Linked DNA regions of Mus musculus: regions 1 and 2 are each linked to region 3. The links are chromatin loops, found by intact Hi-C in ENCODE. Cell type or tissue: left cerebral cortex. All regions are shown on one strand.

Evidence for each region. A loop is a pair of places that touch in the nucleus more often than their neighbours do. Peaks named below come from ENCODE experiments on the same cell type or tissue, not always from the same donor. Only the 100,000 strongest peaks of a DNase experiment are listed, where the experiment ranks them.
Region 1: a loop joins it to region 3, with 7 times the contacts of the local background. A loop is called at or near these places in 13 of 42 quality-filtered maps.
Region 2: a loop joins it to region 3, with 6 times the contacts of the local background. A loop is called at or near these places in 5 of 42 quality-filtered maps.

Annotation. Positions count from the first base shown.
Region 1 is chr3:154,592,293-154,600,292 of GRCm38, forward strand. Tyw3 (tRNA-yW synthesizing protein 3 homolog (S. cerevisiae)) reads right to left here and starts at 4,806. Exons shown (of 6, transcript NM_172474.5): 1 at 4,561-4,806; 2 at 2,162-2,242; 3 at 1,425-1,523. The coding sequence starts at 4,734. It overlaps Cryz (crystallin, zeta), which reads left to right and starts at 4,419. Exons shown (of 9, transcript NM_009968.4): 1 at 4,419-4,992. In left cerebral cortex, CTCF peaks have their summits at 4,337 (motif pointing right) and 4,927; DNase peaks (open chromatin) are centred at 4,403 and 4,831; H3K4me3 peaks cover 1,750 bases; H3K27ac peaks cover 1,451 bases.
Region 2 is chr3:154,813,525-154,821,524 of GRCm38, forward strand. The region is part of intron 23 of Tnni3k (TNNI3 interacting kinase); the gene reads right to left. Among named protein-coding and RNA genes, the nearest start is that of Gm20389, 110 kb to the left of the region's middle. In left cerebral cortex, a CTCF peak has its summit at 4,393; DNase peaks (open chromatin) are centred at 2,018, 2,743, 3,407, 3,903 and 2 more places; H3K4me3 peaks cover 638 bases; H3K27ac peaks cover 1,859 bases.
Region 3 is chr3:155,089,593-155,097,592 of GRCm38, forward strand. Fpgt (fucose-1-phosphate guanylyltransferase) reads right to left here and starts at 3,786. Exons shown (of 4, transcript NM_029330.2): 1 at 3,707-3,786; 2 at 1,799-1,966; 3 at 520-612. The coding sequence starts at 3,764. Lrriq3 (leucine-rich repeats and IQ motif containing 3) reads left to right here and starts at 3,842. Exons shown (of 8, transcript NM_028938.2): 1 at 3,842-4,078. In left cerebral cortex, a CTCF peak has its summit at 3,729; a DNase peak (open chromatin) is centred at 3,793; H3K4me3 peaks cover 1,493 bases; H3K27ac peaks cover 1,034 bases.

The DNA of each region.
Region 1 (8,000 bases), 500 kb before region 3:
AGTCTAGGGGAAACAAAGTCGCAGGCTGCGGAGCACTGTGTCTCAACCAAGGCTTTGAAAGCGTGTCTAAGTGTTCCTGCTTCCTCTCACTCTCTCCACAGTGAGTGCTTCCGGGCACATGGCTTTAAATGGTGCATGCTAACATCTCTCCAGTGTGCATCTGCAGGCCAGTCTATACTCCAGAGCAGCCTTTTACACAAACACCAACCACATTTTGGTGTTAGAACTGAAGTGGCTTTCAAGTTGTGCTAACCCCAGCGACAACATTTGCAGAAAGGGCCTTTATGTTGGTCATGCTGGATAAGGTTGTCAAGGTAGGGACCTAAGTCAACAGGGGTGATGATGACCTTATAAGAGATGCCACTGCTGTGCATTCACAGAGGAAGGCCATGAGAGAGGCAAGGGAGAGGTGGTTGTCTGTAAGGCATCCAGAATAAGACGCACGTCTGAAGCCTGGACACTTCTCTATGGTGCTAGGGCGCTGTGATGCTGTGACACTAGGGCGCTGTGACACTATGGCACTGCTGTGATCTCTTCACCACTTCTCCCCTCAGGCTGTCTAATTCTTGAGCGGCCTCATCACTCTGTTAATGCAGAAGCTAAAACATTTTGACTCTGTCACCCTCTCATGTTCTTTGGTGTCCTCTCAGGCCATGCCACCACACTCCAGGACACTACAGCTGAGCCCTAATATACTGTGGCAGAACTAGGCTCTCAAAGTACAGTGCGCCAAGCCTTTGCAGCTAGCCCTTGCCTGACAAGGCAACCAGACCTCTTCTGGCCTAGAGGCCTCCATCTTCCTCTCTCCTCATCCCCCCTCCCCTCTATGGCCTGCTTCTTCTGCTCTGTGAACACACCAGACCTTTCTTGCTTCTGAAACAGGGAACACTCTAATCTGCTCGGAATCTTCATCTCCCAGCTGCAGGCCTAACTCTGCTTCGTCCTTTTCAGTCTCAGCTTCAGGGAGTTCTTCAGAGCAGCTTGTGAGCAAGGACTGCACACAGCTCTACCCGGATGCTCTGTGGCTCATGATTTACTAAATTATGTTGCAATGAGACGACTCTGCATGTAATGGAGTAAAAGGTGTAGGTGAGCAGGGAGACCTCAGACATGCAGTTCTTGAGCTCTCGTCTAGAACTCAGCCAGAAAACCAAAGACACAGCACTGTGAAATCCACATGAATCCTCCCGCTGAGGGAGACCGCGGGCCAGGTGTGGGTACTCATTTTACTTTCCCAGAGATGACCGGGAGTCCCTACTCCTAACACTTGACATAAATAGCTAGACCAAGCAAACATATGAGAACAATTAAGTCAAAACATTAGCTGAATCAATCAACATTAAATAATTTTAAAAGGTGGCTTAAAGCTTAAAATTAATTCTACTGAAAGACATCTCAATTCAAGAGCAAGTTCAACGTCTTACCAGGGTTTGTGCGTCCTGCAGTGTCCGGCATTGCACATGGAGGATAAAAGGTTCAAACTTCAAAACAGCTTCGCTGGTTGCACCCTTCAGAGCTGCCATCTGAGGGAACCAAGGGTCAGCATGAGGTGCGGCTGCCCAGCCCTGTCCTGTCAACCTGTTCTCCCACCCACCTTCTGCTTCCTAGACATTCTAGCTCTCACTACCCACTCTGTCTGAGACATCTGCGTCCTCTGCCCTCATTTTTATTACAAACATTATTCTTTGCTTATTTTACTTAGTTTCCTGTGGAGCCTATGAAGGGCATGGAGCCCTCCCCATTCCACACGAGAATGCTGGAACCAGCCACACCTCTTTGTGTCCACTTCTCTCCTTTCCTCATTTCTGCAGAGGATGGGGCCGGATGTCCACAGGGACCCGGAGGGAAGGTCTCTGCCTGGTACAACCTTCCCTGTGCTCACTCTGCAGGCTCAGAGACGACACACTGGGCACAGCCATGAGCGTGTCCAGAAGGGATCGTGGTAAATGATATACTCTTATTTCCAACATTGAAGCTAGCAAGGCAGAGTGAAGTCCCTTCTTCTTTTATATTTTTTTTACCAGGTTGCAAAGTTATTAAATAACAGAGCTGAATGTGAGATTTGAACCCAGTGAGCCATGTGCCCACCCTCACCTCTGTGCTGCTGAAGAGGCAGGCCTCCCTGCTGAGTTGCAGATCACTTTTTAACTTAAAAACTTACCACATCGTCTCTCGCACACGGTTTGTGTGTGACCAGCAGCCAGCAGCAGTGTTGCTTCTGAACTCCAGAGCCTTCTGTGCTCTAAAATGACAGACAACTCAACTGTAAAACTTAGCAAGATGAGTACATTTGCATTGTAGAACATGGTGGGCATTCTTAAGTTAGTACTCAGAAAGATGACTGAAAAATAATTCAGTGTATTTTGGGTAAAGATAACCTAGGAGAAAAATCAATTCAAGTAACTTAGGGCTCAGATGGTAAAAGTACTCAGGTGTCTTCAGAAACAGGGGCGTGCTTTTGGTTTGCTTCTGTGTTTGTGTTGTGCTGCTGGGGATGAAACCCAAGATCTTATGAATGGCAGCTGAGCACACCTACCCTGGGTCACAAGCCTCTCTGGGCATGTGTTTGCTGGAAGAAAAGGATGAAGGACTTATATGTTAGCAGTATTTCACCATAAAAAAGTGAAAAAGGGAGAAGGCACCTCCTGTAGAACAGGGTGGCTAACACTACGGAAGGCCGACCATTTGCTGACGTCTGGGATGGGCACACCTTTCGACATGTTCCTCACCACTATGGAAATGTATTTGAGATCCCTAAAGTAGACTGCATATGCAAAGCAGCGAGGAGCAATGTGTCAAAGCTCTGGAGAGGCTGTCATTCCAACAGCGACCTAAACACTGCTTCTTTGCAAATTCTAATCGGTATATACAGATCCTTCCCTCAGAGTCTGCAAAGGGAGAGCAGAAAACCACACACATGAAGACCACCGCATCTCTACAACAACCACGCACACAAAGCTCTGGAGGCTCCTCTGGGAGCTGGTGGGGGAAGCGTGGGCCCTGAACGACCGGTTTTCATAGTGAGGCTCTAGGAACATGGGCTGGCTGTTATAAACAACCTCCGAGCCAAATGAGTGGTTTATGCTTAGCAAATGTACACAATGTCACACCACGACTTGGAACATCTCTGGCTTACCTATGTTTTCTCCACCCTGATTTTTTTTTTCACTTTCCTTCTTTTCTAATAAAGCAGAGTAAAAATAAATAGCCACCAAGTATAAGATACATAAGCTAGACAAGGTTCAGAAAGCATCCTATGACAACTCAGAATGGACAGCCACTCTTAAGTGGGCACTGTGCTTGTCTGCACCTCTTTCTGTGTCTGGCATAACAGTGGAGCTTGGAGAGTCGTGTCTCAGCTATGTAGATATAGGGGAAGCATTATAGGACAGCTACTCCAGAAGCTGAGGCAGGAGGACCACAGGTTCCAGGAGTTCTTGGTCTATTAAATGTGTTCAAGATCAGTCTATGCAGCTTTGAAAGATCCTGTTTTAGAAGGTTTAAAAAAAAAAAAAAACAAAAGGTAGGGAGGAGGCTGGAAGTTTCACTCAGTGGTAGAGTGTTTGCTGAGCATGATCGAGACCCTAAGTTCGGTTCTCAGTACTCTGCCACTCCTAAATGAAGAACAGGAACAAGACAAAGACAAGTAACTAAAGAAAATAGTTCAATCTTGGCAGTTGGTTAAAATGAGGAAAGGATTGCAGGTTACAGAACAATATAAATTTGGATTTTCTAAAGTAAATTCTGCTTAAAAATGAAAATATATAAAATATATATCATATTCTATTATGATTATATTTTGTATAATCATAATTATAATATGTTTTCATTATAGATATTTTACACATAGTATATACATATATATTTATACATTTATAAATATATTATACATATATGTGTATGCATCCCTCATATGCATATACATATGAATGTGTTGTGAAACATGGCTTGGAGAAGAGACAACAGTGTTTTGGAGACTCGTCTGAATAAACCCAGGCAGGGCAGTTGTAGAAGAGGTGTGGGCAGCTAGCTTGTGAGCAAGAGTGTCCATGAACAGAACGGGAGTGGTGGAAGCAATATAAACATGAACAGACCTCGATAATCTGGGACTTCAGTACGTGAAGAACCAAGCGGAACCTAGCGACTTTTAACCAGCAATATGGGGCCAGGCACGATGAGAAATGTTGGAAATAAATTACCCTATTTCACGTGTTGTCTAGTTATCCTGTGTTGTGGGACAGGAAGAGGATGAGAGCGTGCAGCCAGGGGCTTTGACCATGTATCTACAGTACTGTTTCATTTAGAGCTAAAATGCCCAGGGCTGTAATAATGACACCGGCCACCAGGGGGCAGCGACCCCTTAACCTTCGGGCGCCCATCTCATAGCGACAGTGATTGGGTTAGCGCGGCTCGAGGGCGAGCGTGACCGAAGGGACTTGGAGACTCGAGCTCCTCCAGCGCTCTGTAAATCCAATCCCCAGCCTTCGCCACTTAAGCTAGCTCCACCATCACCCGGAGGACGCATTAGCATTGCACAGCCTCCCCCGGCCCGGGCCTCACCCCGTCCAGAAGGAGGATGCGCCCTGCGCAGGAGCTGGTGGTGAAAAACTCTTCCCGCGAGTTCAGGAGCTCCACCACCTCCACCGCGTCCTCGTCCACACTGCCCTTGCGGCTAAGGTCCGCCTTGCTCAGACTCTGCGCCTTCCACCGGCCGAACTCCGCGCTACGGTCCATGAGCGAGCGAGCGAGCTGGGGTCGGCTTTCTGCTCTGGAATGCGCCTTCTTCTCCATGGGCGCAGCCATATTGCCGCCACGGTGGCCGGAGAGGACCAAAGTTCCCCATTGGCGCAACCAGGAGCAAGACGTGCGCCGCCAGACCGTACAGGCGTAAACCGAGAGGGGGAGCCTAGCGAAGTTAGGGAAAGCCAGCCCACCTCTTTCCCCACAGACCTTCTGGAGCTTAGGAGGTTTTGTTTCCTACTCTAGAGGAGGGTAAGTCACCCAGGACCGCAAGCAAGGTCCTACTCTTGTCTGCCGGGAGGCTTTTTTTTTTTTTTTTTTCTTTCTTTCAAGTTCTAGGCTCCAGGAGATCTATCTGCACTGGAGAACTGCACAGCAGGCGGCCGGTGGTTCCGACTGGGGTAGCTGCCTACTGATGCCTGGGGATTTCTGCCGCCACCCAGGCACTCGCGCCCCAACTCCGGGTTCACAACTTCCCAGGTGCAGGTAGAGGAGGTCTGTGTTCTGTCCTCCGGTGTGTATGCAGTGGGCGTTGTTATTCCTATTTTTAGACATAGTGGCACCCACCTACAGTAGTCTTCAAAAGAAAGAAGAGAGACCTAGAGAGAGTCAGAGACAGAGGGACACAGAGAGGGACAGAGTTAGAAAAACCTAATACATTGTTAACTACATCTTGCGCATTTACAGTTCCCAGAGTTCCTGCCTCAGTCTTGTGACCAGAAAAGACCTGTTAATGATTGAAAGTGCAGAGGCCACTGTGTGGACTTCGTGTCCACCTCGAGCCCCTGAAGCCACCATAACTCCCCGCTGGCTCCTGCCCTAGGAAATGCAGCTTGTAGCAAGCAGCATTCTGTCACACTGAAGCGGGGCCTGCCCTGTCCATGAGATGCTGCAGGGGTACAGAGTGATCAGTGTGAAAGCAAGACCGTGACAACATCATATAGCCAGAAGACTTGGACTGGATACTTTAATTTTCATCATTTATTCGTGTTTCCAAGTTAATAGTAAGCCACAAGCTTCCATGAGCCATTCTGGAACAGTGGCAGTACATTTTATAACTATGAGGCCTCTTTTTTAGTCTTCATTTAAAACTCTCTCTAGAAATCAATTTTATTTTATTTTGCTCTTTTTTCCACACCGTGTGTATTCCTGGTGCACTCAAAGGACAGAAGAGGGTATTAGATCTCCTGGGACTGGAGTTAGAATAGGTTTCGAGCCTGAGTCACCAAGTTGGTGCTGGAAAGCCAAATGAAGCCCTCAGCAAGAGGATAACAAGTGTTCCTTGCCGCTAGCCCTAACCTTGGCCCTCTGCACTTCATTAGTAATATGTCTTTCCTCTTGAGTTTGAGAGTTGACTCACTAACTCTATGTTAAGATATACATACGTCTAACATATCCCCTACCCATTTAACTTTCATTTAAACCAATGAATGAGTTTCAATCAGTCTAGAGGAGGAATTTTTAACTGTGTATGTCCTAGAAATAAAAAGTAAAATAAAAATAAAACAAGGTACTATAAACAGTTTTCACAACATATATATGATAGATAGAAAAGCCCATTTAAACCATAGCATAGTTAACAAACCAAAGAAACTAGGCATGATGGTGCATATACTAGGAAAGCTGAGGCAGGGGAGTTATCCAGAGCTCCAGACCAACCTGGACTACAGTGTGAGATGCTCCAAAGTGGCAGAAAGCTCCTCCTTGTCCAGTGTGAGACCATGAGTAACAATAAAGCTTACATTGTTGCAGCCAATCCCCACAGGTAGCCTAGACTAGACAACCTATACCATCAGGGTAGATTAGCTTTCCCTGTAGAACCATGTCTTTTATGTTTCTACTGTATTTCCCAATTTGTAGGCATTTGAAGAATACCCAAGTAGACGCCTTTATTAGATAATATATGCCCCAGCCTATAGCTTGGTGACATTTCATACCCAATTGCTCATACATTCCAGAATTCATTTCAGAGGCATGAAGGACAATCGATGCCAACATTTCCAAAAGTGAAGTTGGAAGATTCTAAGTTAAGGAAATAAAATCAGCCAACATTTAAGGCACTGAACTTGGGTTCTAGCCCTGCTGTGACCTCTGTGACCTGCCAGGGTTTCTGAACCTCTTCTAACAAAGGCAAAGGTCGTCTCCTTCATAAAAGGAAGGCTGGCTTTTTAGTTCTGCATAGCATCTTTTCCCTTTGGTCTTTTGTAAAGATAATAAAATGAATGGAGATTTAAAAACTATGCTTTTTTAGGAAAAGCTCACTATTATGAAGGCTTAAGTTCATAACTGCTGTTAGTATATCATCCTATTTTATTCTTGTGGTTCTTGTCAGGAGCCATCGAGGAAAGGGGACCTTCCTGGAGGCTTATGATGGCTGAGCTCTGAGAGGCAAGCTCTCAAGAGGCTTCATCTCTGGGTTGCTTCCTGCAGCTGATATGCCTTTCCTGTCATAGATAATCTAAGGGTTCCAGAGCATCACCCACTCTATTGAGCAGATTTCGTATAGATCAACCTAAAGATGAACTTTCATGAATTAATGCTGTTTAGATGAATTAATGATTTCATAGAATTCCTGATTTGATTCAAATCCTTTTGGGAAGAAAGCTTTAAGATGGTTTTAGTTGTTTTGCTAGAAAGATGTAATAAAGTTAGAATCAGGAATAGACAGTGCCCGTGCCTCAGAATAGTAAGTAAAGGCTGCATAATAAAAGATACAACAAGCTTTCAAAATTACACTAAAAGGAGAAAATAGGCTTGGGACAAATTTGTGTTCAAGGAAAAATATTCAGGTCCAAGGATGAAGCCACAGGTGTGCACTATGATCAGGCCAGGGCATGTAAAAACTGAACTTATAGTGAGCTTATCGTATAAAACACTGCATTGCACTTGTTACTGATACCTTTCCGTAACTCCCTTTTATGTAACATTTTATCTATAAGGGAATTCTTTCTTAGAGAACTTTTTGTCTAAAAGTATAAAAAGTCTGACAGCAATAAAGGAAGGTGGTGCAGCACACACATTTTCCGGTGTGTGTGTGTGTGTGTGTGTGTGTGTGTGTGTGTGTTGTTGTTGTTGTTGTTTGTGTGAGGGACTTCTCTCTGGTTCAAAAACAGTTAAGGAGCTCTGAGCCTCTTACCTGGCCAGCCAGGGGCTCCCCACTCACTCTCCAGAGAGAGGAGCACTAACAATAAATCCTTTCACTTAATTCCCTCTGCTGAAGAGCATGAGTTAGTCCACCAGGAACTGAGTTAGAGAGCTCA
Region 2 (8,000 bases), 280 kb before region 3:
ATGTGGCATTTCCCATCTACAAGCAATAATAATAATAATAATAATAATAATAATAATAATAATAATAAACTAATTATTTCAATGAGGAAAATATGAGTCATACACAGAGCATATAAAATAAGGGACTATATTTGGATTGTCAAGACCAGCCCATTAAAACACCAGGGGTGTTTGGTAGATAATGCTCTGTATTTGTGTGTGGGGGATCAGCATATATTTGTGATAAGTGATCAAAATCTGTTAACTTTGTAATTCCTTTTGTTTATTTAACCAAATGTATATAAATGGATCTCATTGTAGTTTTGAACAAACTACAATGGAAGGTGTTGGCTTGTGCCTCAGAAATGGCTCAGTGGGTGAAGACGCTATCACTAAGCCTGACAACCTGAGTTCAGTGTCACATGGTAGGAGAGAAGTGACTGCCACAAATGTCTTCAGACTTCCTCATACATGTTCTTGTGCTCACACATGTATACACACACTCACACACAGACACATACTCATACACTCACACATACAGAAAGACAGGCACAAGCAAACACAGACTTGCATACATGTGCATGTATATGCAAACACACACCTATTGACATATACATATGCATTCAGACATGCACACTCATACATGCATGCATGCACATGTACATGCACGCATGTACACATATACACACACAGACACAGACACACACACACAAGATGGTTGCATGAAAGTTTTAAACACAAAGGTGCTAGCCCAACTTAATAGTGAGTAATAAGTCTCTTGAAGATTAGGTGTGACTTCTCTCACTGAGGCCCGACCCCTGGTCCTCTGCTGTATATGTGTCAGGAGCCTTGGACCAGCTAGCGTATGCTGCCTTGTTGGTGGCTCAGTGTCTGAGAGATCTCAGGGGTCCAGGTTAGTTGAGACTGCAGGTCTTCCTATGGGGTCACCCTACTCCTTAACTTCTCCTAGCCTTTCCCTAACCACAGGGATCCCTGACTTAAGTCCACTGGTTGGGTGTAAATATCTGCATCTGTCTTAGTCATCTGCTTGTTGGGCCTCTCAAGGGCAGCCATGCTAGGCTCCTGTCTGTAAGCACACCACAGCATCAGTAATGGTGTCAGGCCTTGGAGCCTCAGCTTGAGATGGAACCCAATTTGAGCCTGTCACTGGATTTCCTTCCCCTCAGTCTTTTCTCCAATTATGTTCCTGCAGTTCTTTTAGATAGGAAGAATTCTGGGTTGGAGTTTTTGACTGTGGGATGGCAACTCCATCCCTCCACTTGATGCTCTGTCTTTCTACAAGTTACCTCTCCCTACTATTGGGCATTTCTTCTAAGGTCCCTCCCTTTGAGTCCTGAGCATTTCTTACCTCCCAGGTCTTTGGTATATTCTAGAGCCCCCTGACGCCCCGCCACTTCCTAATCTTTCAATTTTGTTTTAATGTATTTTAAAACATAAAGGTAGGCATTAATTAATTGCCCTTACTAATTATGTGCACTTGTTAAGCTGTCACTAAACTAAGAAGTATCTACACTTTAAAAAGGAAAGTTGCCATTCTGATGCAGAAGCAACAAGAATTTTCATAAAACCGAAACTGAGTTGGCAGTAACTACCCTACAGCCACACTTTCCATTCATAATGTGTGATGGGGAAAGACAGCAACAGACAGCATCCCTGTTGGTCTCATATTCCTGTAGTTTGTTTTGCCATGTGCCAGTTGCCCTGTATAATAATCAATGTAACAGAAGAGAAACATTTGCTTGAAACCAGTGTACTCAGGGATTGCTTTCTGAGCCTCTGAAATCTTTTCTGTTTTTATACTGGACTCTAGTTTCAGCAGGCACACCTGCAGGAATTAGGTAAAGGTCTATGCCACAGGCATCAGTGATTTCTTTCCTGCCATGGACTGTATCCATTGGTATTGCAGACACAAGTCACAAGGATGTGTCAGTGAATTAATATAGAAACAGCCTCTGCAAAGGAGGCAGTCACACTTTCAGTCTCATGGACACCTGGGGCTGGAACTGCTTCTAAGTGGAGGCTTTACAACTTGCAGGAAGTAAGCTATGGAGGCGAGGGGCATCTTGATCCATTAAAGACTGCAGTGGCATGCCTTTGATCTTGTTGTACATTCTCAGGCACGTACCTGTATGATGCTAGTTAAAGAGCAGACTGAGGCTAGCTTGTCTCCTTGGGCCGGTCTGTCTTTCCAACAGATTACCACAGATGTGGAAGCTGCTGCCTGGGGCCACACAGTGAGAATCAAGTGCATACTCACTTGCCTCAGTATGGAGGTGGGTCCTGAAACCTGAAACCCCACACAGGGAGGGATTTTGTGGTCATGTGGGGGAGTAGTATGAGAACAGCCCCCCTCTTTGTCACAATTCCTCAGCAAGGAGTGAAAAGCACACACTTTAGAGTCAACTGGATCCAGGCTCAGATCATGGCCCTGCTGTTCACTAACTGTAAAGCCTCCAGCAGGTTGTTCATCCTTTCTGGCTTCAGCCTGCTCATTTGGGGAATACTGATTGAAGGTTGATGGTTCTGCCACGCGGAAGAGCTGTGGTTGGCAGTGTTATAACTGGCCTAGAAAAAATTCACAATGTCTCAACCAAGGTGGCTAATGATCAGAGTACACAATGTATCTTCTTCCATGGTTTGGCTAGTTTGATATTATTATCAGTGGGCATAGCAATGATATGCTACCCACTCTAGATATTTCCCCCAGAGCTGAGATAAGGCCCACCTCTGCCGAAGGAGCAGTGCTACAACACTTACTGGGAAGGAAGCACTTCATCACGATCAGGAAACAAAACAGATTTCATCTGCTCACTGTCTTTGTGAAAGAGAATCTGCAGCATGGAAAATACCCACTCATGAATTTTTCAGACTTATTTGAGATTGAAGCTCTTCAAACATCTGCTCATTAATGTGGGCATCCAGCTAATGTCATAGATATTAATAGCAGATGCTGTTCTCTCTCCTGTAGTTAATACAGGAGCGGCTTTCTTCCTGGGCCCATAATGTTTTCTGATAGCTTTAATTGCTATTACTTAAGTAGAAGAAATACTGAATACCATAGATTCTAAAGAGATAGTAAGAAACAATGCTCCTTTAGAATAACAAACATCCTTTTTAAATATCAGTGAGCCAAAGGAAGAGAGCTGTCACTCTTGCTATTCTACGGGGGTTAGATTCGGTCCATACAGAAGATACTAAAGGTGAAAAGAAAGAGAATCTATGGAAATTAAAGCTGTCACTCTGTGCAGTGCCATTGTGTGAGCAGCTTCAAAAACCCATTTGGAAATCATGGCTCTTGTAACACAGTCATTACTGAGACACTAGCATCACCCACTTATTACTGCAAACATAGCAACAGTTGCCATGTGAGCAAGAGATCTGTAACACAAACAGTGGAGTCGGTTGGTGCAGGGTGGGGCTGGCTGGAGTCAGGGCTGCTGTGGCTGAGCGCAGTGCTACCTGTACCGGTTTAATTAGGCTGGCTGTTCTCTCTGGTCCCTGTGCCGTGTCCTGTCAGACATTTCCAGAGAACAGAAGCAGTCTCAAAAGGCGGCATTTCGGATTAAATCTTACATTCGGTGGCACACAAACAGAACCAAAGGCAGAATTTTGCTTTGATGTGCACAAGGGTAGACACGTGGCCCAGGCTTCCTTTTCATTTCCAGGAATGGAACCCTCACAGAACCCTTGTCATTAGAAAGCCCGGTCCACTTGTTGCTGTCACAATATGCCACTCCGTCTAATTGAAAATGGAGAAGTCTGTCATCATTTGCTTAGCAGTTTGCCTCTGGTGAATCTTCACAGGTTCCCTTTATGTGGCTGGGAATTAGTTAATTAGTATTACAAAATGCATCAGGAGGAACAGGCCCTTCGGTTACCAGGGAGGCCCTTTCAGGCTGCTAACAAGCTTGCCATGGGACAGGGAGAGCTGAAGAATGGTGGCAGAGCCGCCCAGCTGAGGAAGACATCTTTCCTTGCTCGCTCGCTCGACTGAGCCGTTGTAACCTAAATATGTCACTTTCTCAGTCTTTCTCAGTCTCGTGCAATGCGTTATATGTGGCGTAACTCCTGGTCCTTAAAGCTTTCTCTTTAAGAAGTACCGATTTTACACAGGCACAGGGTTTTCTTCTATCTCCCCTTTCATTAATTTCCCATTCTCCCAGCACTTCTTCTGAACAGAATATTTTGTTTGATATTCTTTCTTTGACATTTTTCACAGAGAGAGAGAAAGGTTGTTTCAATCTAAGGGCGGCTTTTAAAAGTCAGGGACAGATTGACATTTTTTCCTCACTCCTTAACTTTGACGCTGTATGCCTTTGTTAGGGGGATTTCTCCAATCTCTCGCCGCTGCACTCCCTGCAGCGCCCCCACTGAGGGCCAGATGGCGCCAGTGAGCAAGCCAACTTATAAGTGAGGTTAACAGTGCTGTTTAGGGTTCTCACCAGGGGAGGGAGTCCTGCAGGGGCCCCTTCTCACTGATTCTGTGGAAAGATAAGAAAGCAGAATCCCAGAGGTCTGAGGGTAGTCCTTGGCACAGTGGGATCTTTATTTCACTCCCGAATCTGGGAATTGTTGGCAAATGCCACTGTGTTGCTTTACAGGTGTGATACCAGGGGCTGTGCTGAATAAAGAATTTTTATAAAAAAATATTAAGTGGCTTTTGCACTACCGATGAATATTCTAGATTTTTGAACCTTCATGGAAATAATTTTAACATCTACTTCCTTTAACTTTTGTTTTGTGCGTGTGTGCCCTTGTGCGCGCTTTTGTGTATGTCTTTCTCTCTCTGTGTGTGTCTTTGTGTGTAGAGATGGCATTGTGCATGTACCATGGTGACTATGTGGAGGTCAGAGGACAGCCTCGGTTTTGGTTTCCCATTTATACTTTGCTTGAGACAGCGTCCTTTGTTGTCTGCAGTTGGCAGTTGCTGGTAGCAGACTGGCTGGCCTGCCCACATAGCGAGATTCTCCTGTCTCCACTTACTGTCTCTTCCTAGGAGCCCAGGACTTGCAGATATACACTGTAGCTTCTGGTTTTACATGAACTCTGAGGATACACTTCAGAGCCTCACATTGCTGAACCAGCTCCCATCTTTCATGTACTTTATATGACACCAGGCTCATAGCAAGGAGGTAGCCCAACCAAACCCATACAACACTAGCACCCATGGCTATAGGCTTCCTTCTTAGCCCCACACCCCATGAACACCAAAAGCTTTCCTGCTTCTATTAATTAGGAAAATTCATGGACAACTGAAAAATATTTTAACTTAAAAAGAAAAAAAGATAAAAGGGGCAGCTGACAGATATGCTGGCACCTGCTTGGATTCTGGCTTCTCTTCCTCGCCATTTATGTATTTTTTCACTTCAGACCCTTAATGAGCTGAGTGAATGACCTTGAGCAAGTGAGGGTCATAAAAAATTATACACTCCAGAGATGACAAATACCTGGGAAAAATTGCCTTGCCCCTAGATTTAGGCAAGTGACATCTTACTCTCCTCATTATACCGTAGTGACAAAGGGGCTTAACAGAGGCACATATTCAGAGAGTCCTTCCTCTCAGCACAGAGGGCCTGGCTGAAGGATGGGAAAGGTGCTAATGAGATGCTTAAATAAGCACTGAGCTTTGATGAAAAACTCATTAGCTATACATTCAATCAGCCATCTTGGAGGAAGCTAATAACTACTTTGGGAAACCAACGATACCATCTTTTTAAAAATCATTTTCTCAGATTTGTGAACCTCATAGTGATTTGTGTGTAACGTCAGGTTTAGGTACTGAACCCACATAGCATCTATGAATGAGAGAGGACAGTGACTCCATTTCCTCATTACTAGCAAGTCGTTGTGTGTGTTTGTTTGTTTGTTTGTTTTTCTTGCACTAAATGTCAGCCTCAATATTGTTGTTGTGTTAAGTCCAGAGGTTGTGAGTTCTGCAAACTGATTGCTTTAATGCAGAATACACTTAATCAATATGGAAAGAAATATAGCTTGACAAAACCTAAAGAAATTGCATTACAGTAGAGTTATCCTCTAAACTGGATCATATGTGCACTTCTGGTTGTAAAATTCCTAGAAGGAAGTAACTCTTGTTATATGTTCTGATTAGAGCTTGCTGCCTTTCCAGGTATCCACGGTGGCTGATTTGGAGGTAAATGATTGAAGACAATGGTGAGGGATGAGTTAGTCCTGATGTGTGGAGCTTTGGGTCTATAGGCAGCTGATTACAATCTGTCCCTAGGAGGTAAAATGAAGCAAGGTGGCCAGTGTCAGTAGGAGAATTTCTCTGTGAGCAGAAGCGTTGTAGTCCTGGTGTCTAAGGCTGTATTGAATTTGTCACTCTTCAGTGGGAGACCATTCAGCACCGCGGACAGCTCTTCACGGGGTCTCCTCGTCTATCTGCCTCTTACAAGAACTTCAAAGCTGGCAGCAGTGGCACATGCCTTTAATCCTAGCACTTGGGAGGCAGAGGCAGGTGGGTTTCTGAGTTCAAGGCCAGCCTGGTCTACAGAGTGAGTTTCAGGACAGCCAGGACTACACAGAGAAACCCTGTGCTTCAAGCTAGCAAGGTTGAAGTTTAGTCTTAACGCACAGTAGAATCACTGCCAGATAGGCCTGGGTTCAATCATGAACTTATTTTTTCCACCGCTTAATAGTTTTGTATCCATTGTTTAAAACTGCCTGTCTCAATTTGCTTTCCTTAAAGAGTGGGAGCCTTCAGCCAGCATTACTTCGAAACATTGATATTAGAATTAGATAGCATTATCTTGATGGCAGCTTGCAATGCTCACTTGCCCATGCTATAACAGGCATTTATACTTATGCTGAACACTGTCCTAAGGAACACAGTATAAAAAGAGGAGAGATGCTTATGAATGCAATATGCTTATAATCTAGGTAGGTATGAACAAAAATCAAGTGATTGGTTTAGGCCCTCACTCTACACAGATATACGTGTCACGAAGATTATTGTTGGCCTTTAGGTAGAATTTTGGAAGGCTGTGTGTGTGGCAGATACTTAACCCAAACAAAGTAGGAGGTCAGGTGATAAACACCTTTAAAAAGCTACAGTCTTGGAGCTAGAGAAATGGCTCAGAAATATTGCTCTTCTAGAGGGCTTGAACTAAATTCCCAGCACCCAGGTTGAGCAGCTTATAGGCAAATTTAACTCTAGCTCCAGCGTCCCAATGCCTGTTGTTTTTTTGTTTGTTTGTTTGTTTGTTTTGTTCTGTTTTTGGTTTTTTTGGCTTCTTCAGGAACCTACTCATACATGTTAAATACTCAAAAAGATGTACATACACATGCACATAAAAAATAAAAACATTTAAAATGTCTAACATCTTAAAGAGACAACCAAGTTTAAGAAAATGGGAAAAATAAAACCTGCCCTACGCAAGAGATGTAAGACACGAGTGCCCACTTCAAACTAAGCTACAGGTAACATGTAAAGAAAAAAGAAGTCTAGCCCATGGTATGTATGTATGTATATACCGTGGGCTAGACTTCTTTCCATGGCTTTACAGGCTCATGGAATATGAGCTCATAAGAGAACTAAGAACTAAGAAGAAGGGACAGGGCAGCAGGAAAGCCAAGAATCCATAGGAACAGCCATGTGATCAGAGCTTAAAGACTGAAGATGGGAAACCTAGTGGAAATCATAACATAAATGTTTTTAAAGAAAAGGTAAGCTTATATGGAAGGCAAAGAGACCTTCAAAACTGGCCTGAAAAAGTTTTAAACAACAACAAATACAATGGAAAGAAGTCAGGAAGAAATTGAGTTGGAAACAGACAGCAAAACAAAGAGAATCAGAGAATTAATAAGATAAATGCAAAAGAAGTTATCTAACCTGTAGCAGAGATGTAGAAGGTAGAAGTTGTACCTTCCCCACCAGGACACACATAAACACACTGCTTTACGCACAGACCTCTGTAGTTACACACTTTGCTAGCACACATGTCTCGGTGTATATTCATACACTATTGGCATGGATGTTCTGA
Region 3 (8,000 bases):
TTCTGACTTTTCTCATTTGAAATGTTCTATTTGCTTTTACATATTTTGTCACCTTTTCTTTTGTTTTTAAAACTGTTAATTATTGTAGCTTTTTTGCTCTTAAAAATCAGACAAAAATGCAAGGCAGAAGTTTTGACAAAAGGGTTATCATCATCATTATCATCATCATCCATTTTCCTCGGCAACAAAAGTCCCCTCAAGGTGCCTGAGAAATGGTCACATTTTCATGAGTTTTATAAAAAATAATTTTCTATTTGCAAAACAAAAGTGAAATAAAACATTCATAGAAGTTGATGATGTAATAATCTATGTTAAAAATAAATTTTGTGAAAATCCTACCATTTACAAACTGCACATAACAAAAGAAAAAAATGAGTATTTATTTCTCAAGTAAAATACCATCAATGAATTTTAAGGCAAAATAAAATTTGAGAGATCATTTGCAAGGGGGACAAAGTCTCTACGGTGTCAAAGGTAGAAAGCTCAAGGGCAAATGTGAATAAGTCAACAATAAGTTACCAGAGTGGATTAGCAGGACCTTCAGAGAATTCCATTTGTCTCCACAGAGGCTTTCCAAACACTCAAGGGAACAAAGTGTTGATCCTCCATTTCCTTAAAAACAATTCAGAAGCATATTGTTTCAGATAAAACTAGGAATATTTTTATATAAGCAATGTTACAATTTTGAAGACGTGAATTTTGTCAATAGGAGGCAGACAGATTGATGTTATTGTCAGAAGAAGTGATCAGGTACAGTAAGTAAGCAAACAAACAGCTAATCAGGGAACACAGAGAGTAAAGCTCACAATGTCTCAGTGTCATGATAGAAGTGATAAGGTACAGGACCTGAGACTGTAAATTGATATACACTTGCCAACATACAACATACAATGGCTTCTTCCACATGACACAACCTAACACACTAGTTGGAGGTTTTTGTTTTTTTTCTTAATGTAGGAACCTGGTTGTATAAAATATTTTAAATACCACTTACATCCTGTATACTTAATTCTCCTCTATAGAAGAGACATCATACAGGTGCTAACCTTCTAAACCAGGAGTGGGAAGTGAGAGGAACGCCAGTGCCATGCACGTGCATCTTGTTCCGCACGACGAGGCTTTAGCTTTACTCAGCACATGAGCCACAAGCTTAGTGATACATTCTTATAAAATCATACTATTTACAGTCTAAACACTGCAAGTAAATAAGTAAATGAGAGATGAATGTTGGCCTTCTTTTAATGAATAACAATACAAAAGTAGAAGAAATCCTTTGCACTTCTCTCCTTAAGGAATCAAAGGTGACACGTAATTGATATATCTGCAATGATGACAAAGTTGAATTCTCCAGGGTTTAAGTAAATATTCTACGATACTTCAAGTAACTGGTCCTTGTTTGTCTGTTTCCCGTAACTTGGTCCTAAGAGGCCAAGTATATATATACATCAGCTTCCTGATTTGTTTTCTTCACCAAACTACTTCATGAAATGACTCAGTTGCTCAGTTGGAAAAGATCTTAAGAGAACTTCCAGCAAATTCCAGTGTAAATTGTACTGAGGCAAAAAAAAAAAAAAAAAAAATCTTTAAAATAAGGTCTGGACTAGTTTCTCTGTAAGTCACAGGGGCTCAGAATCTCTTTTTGGACTTTTATCATTTTAAAAGCTAAGTTTCAGATCTTAAAGTTTTTAAAGGCCATGTGTACAGATAAACAGTTTATAAACTATAAACAAAGAAAAATTATTTTTCAATTATTATTTTTGTCCAGAGTCCTTTATAAGCACCCCCATGAAATGTGTACCAATTTTGGTCCCAGCAGGATCTGGAAAAACATGGTATTGAACTCCAAGAGGCAATTCCCTTTTCTTCAGCTTCTCGGACAACTGTTGCTTGTAAGCGAGCTCCTGCTTTTCATCAGCTGCTGTTATTGCAACCACATCCCAGAATTCTCCAGCTGCCACGGGTTTGCCTATTGGAAAAATAGCAAGGAACCTTCTTTTAATGCTATCAGTCATCTCACTTACAAGTTTGCCTATTTCAAAACAGGGGCTAACAAAGGATAATCATTACCATCTTCCATACTAAGAAGGGGATACAACCAGCCAATCAACCAACCAACCAACCAACAAACCAATCAACAAAACAAACAAGCAAACATTACCCTCTAAAAGCAAGTTTTGCGAACCAGGGCCCTTAATGTTGCTGGCTGAGAAATTTCAACTCAAGGATCCACTCCTTCCAGGTTTTTGTTTAGGAATGTGGTCTTTTGTTATTGTTGCTTATCATTTTTTTCTTTCCTTTTCTTTTGTGGTACTGGGAAATAACCACAGAGTCCTATGCTTGCCAGCTCTATCACTGAGCTATGTTCATAATCCTTCATTTATCTATTTAATTAATTTAGTATCTTACGTTTGACAGGGTTGAGACAGGCTAGTTCAAAGGTAGTAAGCTATTGCAAGTGATTGTTCACATTCAGTTACAGATTGAAGTTCTATTCTATACTTCCCCCCTTCTCACTAATGCACTTGACTAGAGATAGAGGAAGGCAAAGCCTACCTAACCCAGAACTCCTCTAATGTGCTTGAAATTGGTCCTGCGAGTTCACTTCAGGGTCTCTCTATCTTGGCAATGGGAGACCCAGAAGGCTGGACTTCTGCAGAATAAATACTCTTTGTGTTTACATACTGTTGGAATCTGGGGCATCATTCTTTGGTGACTCATTCTTCAGTGAATCATGGACTCTTCCACTACTTGACAGATTGGCTCTGAACTCATATTTATTTTCTATCTATCTACCACACGACCGATCGATCTACCTATTATCTATCTGTCTATCAATTATCATCGTCTATTTGTCTGTGCAATCCAGGTAGGTCTTGAACCTCGTTCCTACTGCCTTAGCGTCTCAAGTAGATGACAGTACAGACTTGCGACACCAGTCCTAGCTTCTAATATTTTTATTAACGATGATCAAACTACACTTTATATAAGCAATCAGAATACAACACAAACCCCAGGACTAAACTTCTCAATGAACTCATTAAATGACAAATTGCACTTTCAAGAATCAGTGGAACCCTCTAATCAGCAAAAATATTAATAAGGTTTTTAACAAGTTGAGAGAGAATGAGAGGGAGGGGAAAGATAAAGAGGGAGGGAGGGACTGAGATAAGAAGGAGGAATAGGTAGGAAAGGAGGGGGAAGGGGAGGGAGAAGGAGAGGAGAGAGACAGACATGTTAGCTTGGATTTAATAGTTCCAATCATTCTGGTATCCAAATATAAGACCGTACATTTTAGGCACTCATAAATATCAATTTTACCAGACAGCTGTACCCCAAACTTACATTATCAAATTTAAAGCCATGATTGCCTCCGTATTGGGGTTTACATTGGAATAAAGTGGAGTTAAGCAGCGGGGCTTGGGAAAAGAAAAGAAACAAGGTAACGACTACTGCAGACTCTAAGCAAAAGGTCTTCTACCACTGAGTTAAGCCAGTGTTACTTCCCGTTGGTAATTCTCTTACTGCTCCTTCCTGACATCTAAGTTTAGGCTCGCACAGAGAGGAGGAAAAGGGAAAAAGGGAAAAGTCTGGCTGGCCTGGCCAGGACGGAGCGGACAGGAAGGGGTATCGGACAGGAAGCTGCGCGGGGTCCTTGGGAAGGCGCTCTCCGTGCAGGGGGGCAGAGAACTCAGTTCCGCCTTGGTACCTCTCAGCTCAGAAAATCTGCGCAGTTTCCGCAGGGTGGCTTCGCGGAGAGACGCCATGGCCGACTTCCGGGAGCACACTTAGCACGCACGCGCACTCCAAACCCCGCCCCGCCCCGCCCCGCCCCGCCTCCTCCATGCTCTCCACGTCACCGCGGCCCTGGAAGCGCCCTGAGACTTGAAAAGCTAGGATGGCGTGAGCGTGCGCAAGCGGCGTTTCCTGGGCAACGATCTGTGGGGCAGATGGGCGGGCACCTAGCGGGGTCGGGTTGTGCGGAGCTCTGGGTTCCTGCCTTACCGTGTCTGACAACCCGCGGTGCGACCGAGAAGACCAACCCACCCACCATTAGTGGATCCACCACCCAGATGCTGAGGTGACCTGCCCGCACGGAGCTCCTATTCCTGTCAGAAGCCTCCCAGGGAGGCCAGGCCCCTGAACCAGAGAGAGGCTCGGCTCTGTGGGATGCTTTCTGGTGGGCCAGACTACTCTGCACCCTTCAGTTGTCCAACTTCCCAGGCCCAGTACTGAACTAGCGCCTTTAGCCAGCACTGCACACTCTGTTGTGTTCACTTGCTTCAAGGAGATTCAACCAAAGGTGCCAGATATTGGAAAGAACCAGTCTTACTTAATACACTTTCATAGAGTGGTTATATGTGTTTCTCTTGTAGAGTGCATAAGTTTATATCGAGTACTACAGGTTGATCTCTTTAATCTTTCACATAGTACATAGAGAGGAACGCTATTTGAGGAAGCCATTTCAGTCTGAAACCCAGAAATCTTACCACTACAATTTGACTTGAGAAGCTTCTCTTCTTTAAAATCTAACTCAGAATTCTGCATAGCAGCTCCCTATGAACTTTTAAGTTTCTGAGTAAGCTTAGTTTTTCACTTAAAGCCTTGACCTCAGCATTTAATTCTGTATTTAAAGTGGACACATTTGTGGGGAGGAGATAACTGTTTCACAATACACTCCGGCTGAAGGAAATTAAGAAAATACAGAAAGGCCCGATAGATAATAACAGCAATAGCAGTCAGAGCTTGTAATTTATAGTCTTGAGTGAACTGGAGTCATCCCAGGTTTTTGGTGACCTGCCTTATGTTTAAAGGGCACAGACACACTGAAGTATGTTGGTGGGTATGGCAAGAATATAAGCAGAGCTTTATTTGGAGTCTACTAAAGTAACACAAACAGGAAAGATTTGGTGGAAATTTAAAAGATAATAATGGGAGATGGAGAGAAATTGCTTAGATTATAGAAACACTTAACCAACAACACCTGTCCAATAAATAAGTGTGGATTGTGAGAGAAATTACTAAAAGATGCTGAAAGTGGATGACATGACATTTAAATGAGCTGAGGAAAGGTATGTATGGGGAAGCATAGTGAAGTCATAAGAGAAGACCTGTAATAATATTGGATATGTAGAATAAACTAGTGCAAATATAGTAGAAATTGTTGTGTGTCTGTGCATCATGTATGTGGTTCTGGAGATCAAGACAGGGCTGGCTAGACAATTTTGTGAGTTGTCAGAATGGAGAGGGAATTTATTTTCAACTACAGGAGGAGGTTGAGGTCCAAAGGGAATAATACAGGTCAAAAAGGCCTACATATTTGAGTACCTACCAAACATTCTTATAAGTGGAAAACAAATTAACCAAATTTAAATTTCTCATATAGTACTTCACACCCACCTTTCCATTCCATGCTGAAATGTGCTGTCTTGAGCTAGTGCAGGCCTTGGGTGCTGTTACAGCTGCTGTGAGTTCATGAGTGCAGCTGCCTGCTATGTCCAGAAAACAGTGTCCACCTCCTCCGGCACTTACCCTCTTTCTCCCTCCCTTTGACAGTGATCCCTACACTGTGTGTGTGTGTGTGTGTGTGTGTGTGTGTGTGTGTGTGTGTACCTTTCAGAAATTGAGCACTGCTTAGTTGTACTCTCTACACATTGACCAGTTATTAGTCTCTGTGTTAGTTGCCATATATTGCAAAAAGAAGAAAGAAAGAAAGAAAGAAAGAAAGAAACCTTTCTGATGAGGGTTGAGAGATGCACTAAACTATGGGTGTAGCTATAGATAATTGGGAGTTAGTTTAATATGCTATGTCTGTTCGGTAGATTAATAGTAGTAGTAGGTTCTCCAGTAGAACTTCATGACCTACCTGTCTGGCCACACATTTGTGATTCTAATAGCGGTGTTAGATATGGGCTCTATTTATGGAGGGTGACTTAAATTCTTAAATCAGAAAGTTGTTGGTTACCCCTCATGAAATTCTTCTCACTAGTATACCAGTAAGTGCATTTTACCAGGTCAGTCGTTAAAGCTTATATAAGTCCTGTTTCTACCTGAGGGGCTATGGACCATTCATAGCTGCTTGGAAAGGCTGAATCAATTTTCTTTAAGGCTGTGGCCTCTCTGGTAGGTCAACCATGCTTTAGTAGATGGCCCCACTCATGAGGATATTGGCAGCATACAATAGACCCAATGAACTTTAACAAAAGAAGAGAGATAAAACTCTTTGAATATGTATATTGTCTAAAAGTTAAAGTAAATGAGATGGAATAATCAGAATGATGAATAATTTCAGATAAGAGCTTCATGTACAGTGATGTGGCTGTATAAAACTACACATCTCTCTATATATATTATTTATACACGATGCAGTGAAGCATGTCACTTTTAATTAGAGGGATGGAATCTTGATGCTGTTAATAAGGATGGATGTTGATTGTATGAACCATGTTTGTAAAAATATGATTTTGTGTATTGGATTAAAAAGGGGAATTAAGAAAATAACCAGTAATGTGGCTGCCTTGGAGAAAGCATTGCAAAACATAGTTGGTGAAACACTGGTATCCAAAATAATACAAGGCACTCAAACTCAACAGTAAGCAAACAGCCAACCAAAAAATGATCAAAAAAGCTAAAAAAGGAAGTACCTCATTGGAGGACATACTCAGATGGCAAACCAAAACACAGCATCAGATATATGTAGGAATTTCAAATTCAAAAATTCAGGTACCCCTATATAGCTACCAGACTGGCCATGATTTAAAATACCAATACACCAAATACTAGTAAGAATGTAAAGGAATAATTTTTCAGCTTGTTGCTGATGGAAACACAAAATAGTGTTTTTAAAGACAAGCAGTCCATGACAAGATAAAGCATATATATGATCCAAAAGTAGGGTCCTTGATGTTTATCCATAGTGAGTGAAGACCACATAATATGCAATGACAAGTGTGGGCTTTGTTGTGAGATATTCACTTTGGTAGTAACCTGTAGATCTCTGCTGGGCTCTTCACTATAACAAATACATATTACTTCATAATACTAATTTAATAATGGAGAACTTTGAAATTGAATCATTATAAGAAGACTATACCTCTAAATTCTTCTGTTGACCTAAAACAACAGAAAACACCCTTTGCAGGAGAGATGTGATAAAGATATGCTAGTTATGGCTGAGTGTTCCAAAGTGTCTCACATGCTACATGTCTACCTTTAGGTCTCTGTATTAGTTATCATCTAATGCAAGAGGAAGCTTGTCTAATGAGGGTTGAATGAAGCACTCTTCTATGGGTATAGTAATACATCATTCTGAGTCATTTTATTGCTATATTTATTTAGCAGACTAGTAATATTAGGTTTTACTCTAGTACCCATGACCTATATAGTCTGAGGTTCTTGGCTTTCTTAACAGGGTCAGGTATGAGTTTCAAGTTGTGGAGAGGACCTTAAATCCGATTTACAGTAATTGGTTACTACTGTAACATTTGGGCCATTATCACACTTGTTCACTCCTTGCAGGAAGGCCACTATTGTAGCTCACAGGGTTTATACCTATATGTGATTTTGATAATGTTTCTCCTTTGGAAGCAAGCATAGTGCCTTCCAGCAGTGTGATAGCTTGAATGATAATGTCTCCCATAGGTGCATATATTTGAATGCTTGGTCTCAAGATAGAGGGACTGAGAAACTTTTTAGGAAGATTAGGAGATGTGTCCTAGAGAATGAATATCACCTGGGACAGGTTTTCGTACACCAGTATCTTTGTTTGGGTGATTGTTGTTGTTTTGTTTTTTTTTTTGTTTGTTTGTTTTGAGGGAAGATAAAGTTGGTGGAGTATGGGAAGTGTGTTGGCAGAGGGAAGAAATGATCAAATTATATTGTATGAAAATATTTAAAAATAAAGCAAACAATCATAGTAAAATGACACATTTATTGTATGAGTCGTACTCTGACATTCCTTGTGGAACAGCTACTGGCTCCAAATGAGCCATATTTTCTATTCT